Regions from separate parts of the Homo sapiens genome. Here region 2 is linked to region 1. Evidence: chromatin contacts called from ENCODE Hi-C or POLR2A ChIA-PET data. All regions are on one chromosome and are shown on one strand. Each heading gives the region's core, a stretch centred on a gene start or an enhancer-like site at or near the end of the contact. The rest is flanking DNA. Distances are from core to core; before and after follow the strand shown. Region 1 overlaps RBFOX1 (RNA binding fox-1 homolog 1). Region 2 overlaps RBFOX1 (RNA binding fox-1 homolog 1).

Region 1 (3,907 bases), core at 675-3,174:
CCTGTGGGGGGGAAAAAAATCACTCCTTCTTGAGAATCACTCACTGAAAGAATTTTAATACAGCAATTCAACATTAATAACTAACAAGGTTCTTTTGTCCTGCCTGGCTATGGCTATGGTTTGGTGGATGGACTGAGACTATAAAAAAAGGTAAGTCCTGATTTAGGTTCTCAGTCTCAGATATACTCTACATTCTTCCCTGCTACAAAATAAGTGGCAAGGTCCTTTACATATTTATTACCCCATTGAGTGTATCATCTGTTTCTCTGGTTTCTAATGACATTTATATCTCACAAAGATGTTTATGGTTAAAAAGAGGAAAGAAAAAGTCTCCCATGATCGTGACAGTAGTCTTGAAACCCTATCCATCATGAGGTTGTATATGGTTTGTATTGGGATGGATAGATGGATGGATAGATAGATAGATAGACGAATGATAGATAGATGATTGATAGACGACGGACAGACGGACGGACGGATGGATAGACAGACAGACAGATAGATTCCCCAAAAGAATCATCTGATCATTGTAGGTCTCAAGAATGTATCAACAGTCAGAGTGCTTGGCATCTAATTGACACATTCACTAGTATCCATTACACCTTCCTAACAGCATCTTGATATCCTTTTACAGAAATTGTCTCTTCCTTGTTAGTAAGCAGAAAAACAAGTATGTTGCCCTCACAATGGGAGCTCTAAAGATTTCTTCTGACTTCTTCCAACAGATTACCTTAGAGAGAGAACACAACTAGCAAGTATTCCCTGCCCTGGGACTTCAAATTTTAACCAGAGAGATCTGATGATAGAAAAAGTGACTAGAGGATCATTCAGATAGAAGAAAAGGCATTCATTCTACAGCCAGCCTCTAATGGCTGAATAATTCTCTTCTGGGATCCAAGTTTTTTTTTTTTGTTTTTTTTTTTTTTGGTCTTCTTGATATCATGTGAGCTACTCAATATCCTCCCAATAAATGCTCTCCCTTGCCAAAGATAGTCCAAGTAGATTTCTAGTACTTGAAACTCAGCAACCCAACCTGATACTGCTAATAATGGTCAAATGAAATGTTAAACACGCACAAAAAAATGCTAGCATCTCAAGATCTATGAATTAGCACCATAATGTAGTCATTTTTTTTCCTCTTAAAAAGGACAAATTCAATAACCTACAATTAATTCCAGGGCCCTTTCTCCATAGTAACTGCAAGATAAACAGATCTCATACTTCAAAGGGTTCCGTCTTTCCTGGCAGCCAAGTGCTTAGAAGATGGGAAAGCCGCTAGCCCGGCACATCCCAAGGTACTGATGTAACAGACAAGAGCTCGTCAGACGTAAGCTGAGCTGTTGTAGACTCCTGCACCCCACGATTACCAACAGACAGGGAGAGATGGATTCCTAATCTTTAAAATGCTTTGAAAAGATGTGAGCTTTAATAGGACTTGGGAGTCCCAAAGCTGACTGGCTGTTCTACTTTTCCATCGCACCTACAAATACGATCTTGCTGTCTTCCTGTTCAAAAATATTTCCCCTCAAATGTCCTCTTTTCCTCACCATAAGACACCAGGAAGGCCATATGCCTCTTCCCACTTCTGCTGAAGTGCCAACAATGAAGCCCAGAAGCCAACATGTGCTAAGCAGCCCCGTCCCTCCCCCTCCACCCAGATAATAAACATCAAGAAGACTGACGGGAGATTCTGGGCACTTATTTTCGGCCCCTGAAACCAAAACACAGCTACTCAAACGTCTATAGAAGAATCATTAAATGCTCCATAAAATGTACTTAGCCGTAAGCAAAAAGGTTTTGTCCTCCAACAAAACAACTTAAATGGAGCCAGCAAAAGGGATCTGATGGCTTTAAGTCCCAGTGTGTTTAAAGGTTCTGTGAACTCATGATGACCTTTCCCCAGCTGCTCGGCACACTGCCTTAAAAGCCAGGCGACCCATTTTATGCCAGGCACTTTGCCAGGCTGAGAGGCCCACAAGATCCCGGCCTTTACTTATTTTTTTTTTCCTTTATTAGCTCCAGGGGTGACCTCGGAGGAAGGATTGAATCTGGCTCAGACACTGTTCTAACGGCTCTGTGCTAGCCATTTCATTGGCTGCTCATGGCAAGGTAATGCAATTGGCTTTGTTTTACCCCCTTGGACAGAAGAAGTCATTAAGTCTCACACGTTGTAAGTAACACACAAGTAGTTAGATGGGAGACAGGATTTCTCAACAGCTTGACAGGTTTATCTGGAGGTTTTCCCCCCGCCCAGTAACACAACAGACAAAGAACCCAGACCCCAGGAACTCAGGATGGAGGCTGACGGCAATCCGTTGTGCAGTTCTGTCTCTCCCAAAGCCTCTCATAATGAAAATAGCAACAACAGCCCCAGCAGTCACAGCGTAAGAGCAGCAGTATCCACCACCATCAGCGCATCCCATTGCTCTCAATGATCCAGGCCCCACACTGGGTGATTTACAGGCCATCCTGCTTAAGCCTCAGGAGACATTCCATGTGGGTCTCATCCTATTTTTCAAAAATTAGGAAACAAAAGCTCAGAGAGGCTAAGTGACTTGTCCAAGGTCACACACTAGTGCAGAGCTGAGTTAGGAAATGACTCCAGCAATATCTGACTCTCACATCTGGACTCTTAACTGGTACATTATAAAACGTACATGCTGTCTTCTGACCCACTGATAAGCCACTTCTCTGGCAGTGAACACTTGAAATGCACACACACACATATACGCACAGAAACATACACTAACATACACCCAAAACATATATACAAGAACATGCACACACTAGCATGCATACACAAATATACACACACTAACACACATATGCAAACTAACATAAAAAACATACACATACTAAGATACGCACAAAACACATACTACACGCAAAACATATACACAAGAACATCCACACACTAATACACACACTAACATGCAAACAAAACATCCACACACTAACATCTACACACTGACACACATGTAAACACACAAAAAACATGCACATACTAACATATACACAAAACACACAAACACACACAAAAACATATATATACTACGTACACGCAGAACACACACTAACGCATACACACAAAACATATACACACAATCACACACACATTAACACATACACACACACTAGCATACACACAAACACACATACACTAACATACACACAAAACATACACACACACACGCAAACACACGAAAAACATACACATACTAACATACACACAAAACACACATACTAACAAAAAATATACTAACACACACAAAACACACAAACACATAAAAAACAAACACAATCATACACAAACACACACACACACTAGCAAGCATACAAAACATACACTAACACACATACACTAACACACACACAAAACATCCACACACATACACACACTAACACACATATGCAAACTAACACCAAAAAACACGTACTAACATATACACAAAACACACACACTAACACATGTACACACAAAACATATATACATAATCATACACACACTAACACACATACACACACTGGCATACACACAAACATACACACAAAACATGCACACACATACACACTAACACACATATGCAAACTAACACAAAAAAATACACATACTAACATATACACAAAACACACGCACTAACACACAGACACACAAAACATATATACATAATCATACACACACTAACACACATACACACACTGGCATACACACAAACATACACACGGTTTGCCCCTTGATGCAGCCTCGAGTCTCTCTGCTTTTGCCTACTTTCACCAGCATGCCTCAAGCATCTTCGAATTCTCATACTACCAGGCAGGAACGTGGCTCAGCCATATCCAAGCATCCTTCCCTGCTGTCTCCCACCTGTTTGGTGTGTGTTTGGTTGCTTTAGTTATCCCTATAAGT
Region 2 (3,907 bases), core at 665-3,164, 42 kb before region 1:
ATGTCCTAATCCTCACTTTACCTGGCAAGAGGGAGTTTATGGATGTGATTCAAAGACTACAAATCAGATTCAGTGTATACTGCTCTGGTGATGGGCACACCAAAATCGCACAAATCACCACTAAAGGTGACTCATGTAACCAAATACCACCCGTTCCCCCAAAAACCTATGAAAATAAAAAACATTAAGATCAGGGTCTCGAGATGGGGAGATTATCTTTGATTATCTTAGGGTTAGTCAGCATACTCACTTGGGTCCTTAAGAGATCACAGGACATACAAACGCAGAGGCAGAGACAGAGAGAGATTTGAAAATGCTACACTGATAGCATTGGAGACGGAGGAAGGGGCCATGAGCCAAGGAAAGCAGGTGGCCTCTAGAAACTAGAAAATGCAAGGAAATGGACTTTCCCCTAGATTTCCAGAAGAAACAGCCCTGCAGAAGCCTCAAGTTTAGTACAGTAAGACCTACTTCAGTCTTTTTGCCTCTGGAACGCTAAGAGAGTCACTCTGTGATGTTGTAAGCCACGGAATTTGTAGTAATTTGCCAAAGCAGTAACTGAAAAGGGACTCAGAAGGTGTCAGGTAACAATCTGCCATGTGGGTGCGTGGTCACTTTGGAAGGCAGAGAGTTTTAGAGGCAGGCCAACACTGGATTCCGGAAAGTTTGTATTTTTTAATTGTTTTTCCTTCTAAATGTTTTTGCATCACTCTCTAATTTACTGTCCACTCAAAAGCAAGATTCGAAAGTAGGTTTTCTTTTGGAAACCCACATCCATCCACCCTCTGGGCCACAGGGTGACACAGTAAAAGGAAGGGACTGGATGAAAACAAGGCTCCCATACGTAGTAGCCAGGTATTCTGAACAAGGAAAGCAAGAGCTCTGGGCCTCGGTTTACTCTTCTATAACGCAGTGCAGTAATCCCACTCAACATTATTTCTGTAAGGATTAGAAACCGTATGAACAAGGTATTTGGCACATAGTAGGCCCATGGCATATGGCAACTCTTCTTTAATCCTTGGTGGGGATGTTACCTTGGTGAGGCATGATGTTTAGGTGTCATGATCTAGATGAGGTTTTCTGGAAAAACCACAGTTTCAAAGATTGTACTCTGTGTTTTGGGCAATGCGGGTATCTTGCCAAGAAAGCCTTCACCTCCAGAATGGGGTTTCTCCCCTTCCCTTCACTATTGCCAATATTTCAAACCAGGTAATTCTTTGTTGTGGGGGATATGCTCTGTGTGTTGCAGGATCAATTGCAGCATCTCAGGCTCTACCTACTCGATGTCAGTTGCATCCCTCAACTGCCCAGTCGTGACAACTAAAAATGTCTCTGGACATGGCCAAATGCACCCTGGGGACACAGAGCCACAACTGCCTGAGAATCACAGACCTAGGACTGTGATCTCAATGCTCCAGGTATGGAAGAGTGGAAAGGAAACAGGTGTTAGAAGGAACTACCTTTACTTACCAGGCAAAAACCCTAGCACTGAGAACCCCCTCTGTGTCATCCAAGCTTACTGTCCACTTTCTGGTAACAGGGAAGGCTGACCACAGGTGCAGCTGGGACCTGAGTTGCAGCCTGGATCCGCACAGCCTTGCTTGCTCTGATTCCTCCAATATAACAATGTGTGAGCAGATCCAAAGGCACATCAAAAATGTGTTTATTTGAAATGTGAGGCATGAGGCGCACACGGGAGGCATATTTAAACGTGCAAGGAAGAGGGTTGCTCCGGTCAGCATAACTCATTTAATTGCTGCCTTCAGAACAGCCCGAGTGTTCCAGAGCAGCTGGGAACACACTTCGCCCGGAGCTCAGCTCCGCTCAATGTTCTCTGGCAACACCTGGTGGAACAGGGAAAAAACTGCACAGCGCCTTGGAGTGAACTGCTGCATCTGCTAATCTCATCGCAGCTGAAGGCTTTCCAGCGGCAAAGGTTTGCAGCGGGGGGGCTACCAGGAGAGGCCCTGCCTCTGGGCTGGCATCAGCGCTGCGCCGTGCTAATTTCTGCTGTTTTCCTTTCTACTTTACCAAGCAGAAAACAAACACTGCTGTATCGTCAAGAGCTTTCTTGCTAGAATGAGGAAATAAATTGCAACTGCAGCCTCACTGGAGATTTTTCTCTAGGATGGGCCCAGAAAGCTCTCAAGAATCACCCTGCAACCTGGCAAGCATGCACTGCCCAGCTTTGAAAACACACCCTTATGCGTTATTACCGTAACCGAAATAATACCCTTTGTGGTGTAGCAGGCATCTTTCCTGCTGTGGAGTAAAATCATCTCTACTAGAGGGAGTAGACATGAGAAACGAGGACCTACGCCCACATATCTACTCACTGGAAATAAAATCCATTGACCCAGGAACGCCATCCTGAACGGCACCCCTCACCCAATTCATAACACATTCCAGGAGAGCCCACATCTGTTTCTGCGTCAGTGAAAAGGGAATGATAACCTATTGTGCATTCTACCTGATAAAGACGTGACAACAAGGAATCAGATAATTAAAAAGTGCATTCGGTTTTGTTTGTTTGTTTGTTTGTTTTTTCTGAAAAAGCATTCTTTTAATATCCACAGACTTGCTACCTATTTCCAACGCTGGCAGCACAGCATGACTGAGAGACAGGGTCTCTTCTGAGGTGTAGGTACTGGTCACTCAGGTGTAAATTATTTACATTCTTTAAGCCTTTACTTTTTGAACTGTGAAGCAGAAATGATAATAGCACCTATCTATGGAGGTCATTTATGCCAAGTGCTTCACGCAGTGCCTGCCAGAAAATGTTAACAGGAGCCGTCATCATTCACCTCTAAGAAGCTATCACTGGATGTCAGAAGCTTGGAGGCCTGTCCCTGATAGGTCAGTGACCTACAAGGTGACACTAAATAAATTCCTATGTCGGCTGGGCACGGTGGCTTATGCCTGGAATCCCAGCACTTTGGGAGGCTGAGGCAGGCAGATCACCTGAGGTCAGGAGTTAGAGACCAGCCTGACTAACATGGTGAAACCCCGTCTGTACTAAAAATACAAAACTTAGCCAAGTATGGGGTCTCACACGTGTAATCACAGCTACTCAGGAGGCTGAGGCAGGAGAATCGCTTGAACCTGGGAGGTGGAGGTAGCAGTGAGCCGAGAATGAGTCACTGCACTCTAGCCTGGGTGACAGAGTGAGACTCCGTCTCAATAAAATAAAATAAAATAAAATAAAATAAAATAAAATAAAAGGAAATGAAATCAGGATATGCACTCCCATGTTCACTGCGGCATATTCACAATAATAAAAACAACTTAAGCACCCATTAACAAATGAATGAATTAAAAAGGTTATATATATATATAAAAGAATAATATTTAATTAAAATTTATGTACGTACTAGAATATTATTCATCTATTAAGAAAACAAGGAGCCCCGGCATGGTGGCTCACGCCTATAATCCCAGCACTTTGGGAGGCTGAGGTGTGTGGTTCACCTGAGGTCAGGAGTTCGAGACCAACCTGGCCAACATGGTGAAACCCTGTCTCTACTAAAAATACAAAATTCACATGGAGTAGTGGCAGGTGCCTGTAATCCCAGCTATTCAGGAGGCTGAGGCAGGAGAATCACTTGAACTTGGGAGGCGGAGGTTGCCCTGACCTGAGATTGTGCCATTGCACTCCAGACTGGGCAAAAAAAAAGTGGGGGGGGGGGGATTCTCTCATTTGCAATAATATGGGTGAACCTGGAGGACATTATGCTAGAGAAAATAAACCAGACACAGAAAGACAAACGCTGTAAGATCTCACTTACATGCAGGATCTAAAACACTCAAATTCGTAGGAATAGACAGACAGGAGAAGAGTGGTTGCCAGAGGCTGAAGGGAGCAGGGAATGGGGAGATGTTAGTCAAAGAATACAAAATTTCAGTTATC

Evidence for each region. A loop is a pair of places that touch in the nucleus more often than their neighbours do. ChIA-PET counts read pairs that join two places held with the same protein, here RNA polymerase II (POLR2A). Pooled maps may share reads with other maps.
Region 2: a pooled map shows a loop between it and region 1 (2.3-fold over the local background). The contact joins two enhancer-like sites. A Hi-C loop is called at or near these places in 1 of 168 maps with a recorded cell type or tissue (GM20431) and 2 of 50 pooled maps. POLR2A ChIA-PET finds 5 or more read pairs at or near these places in 1 of 52 experiments (activated CD4-positive, alpha-beta T cell).

The regions. Positions count from the first base shown.
Region 1 is chr16:7,361,595-7,365,501 of GRCh38, reverse strand. All of the region lies in intron 4 of RBFOX1 (RNA binding fox-1 homolog 1), which reads right to left. Among named protein-coding and RNA genes, the nearest start is that of LINC02152, 930 kb to the left of the region's middle. Within about 2 kb of position 1,924, at least 5 of the 41 ENCODE cell types and tissues checked have a DNase peak (open chromatin) inside an H3K27ac peak, as active enhancers do.
Region 2 is chr16:7,403,343-7,407,249 of GRCh38, reverse strand. All of the region lies in intron 4 of RBFOX1 (RNA binding fox-1 homolog 1), which reads right to left. Among named protein-coding and RNA genes, the nearest start is that of LINC02152, 890 kb to the left of the region's middle. Within about 2 kb of position 1,914, at least 3 of the 41 ENCODE cell types and tissues checked have a DNase peak (open chromatin) inside an H3K27ac peak, as active enhancers do.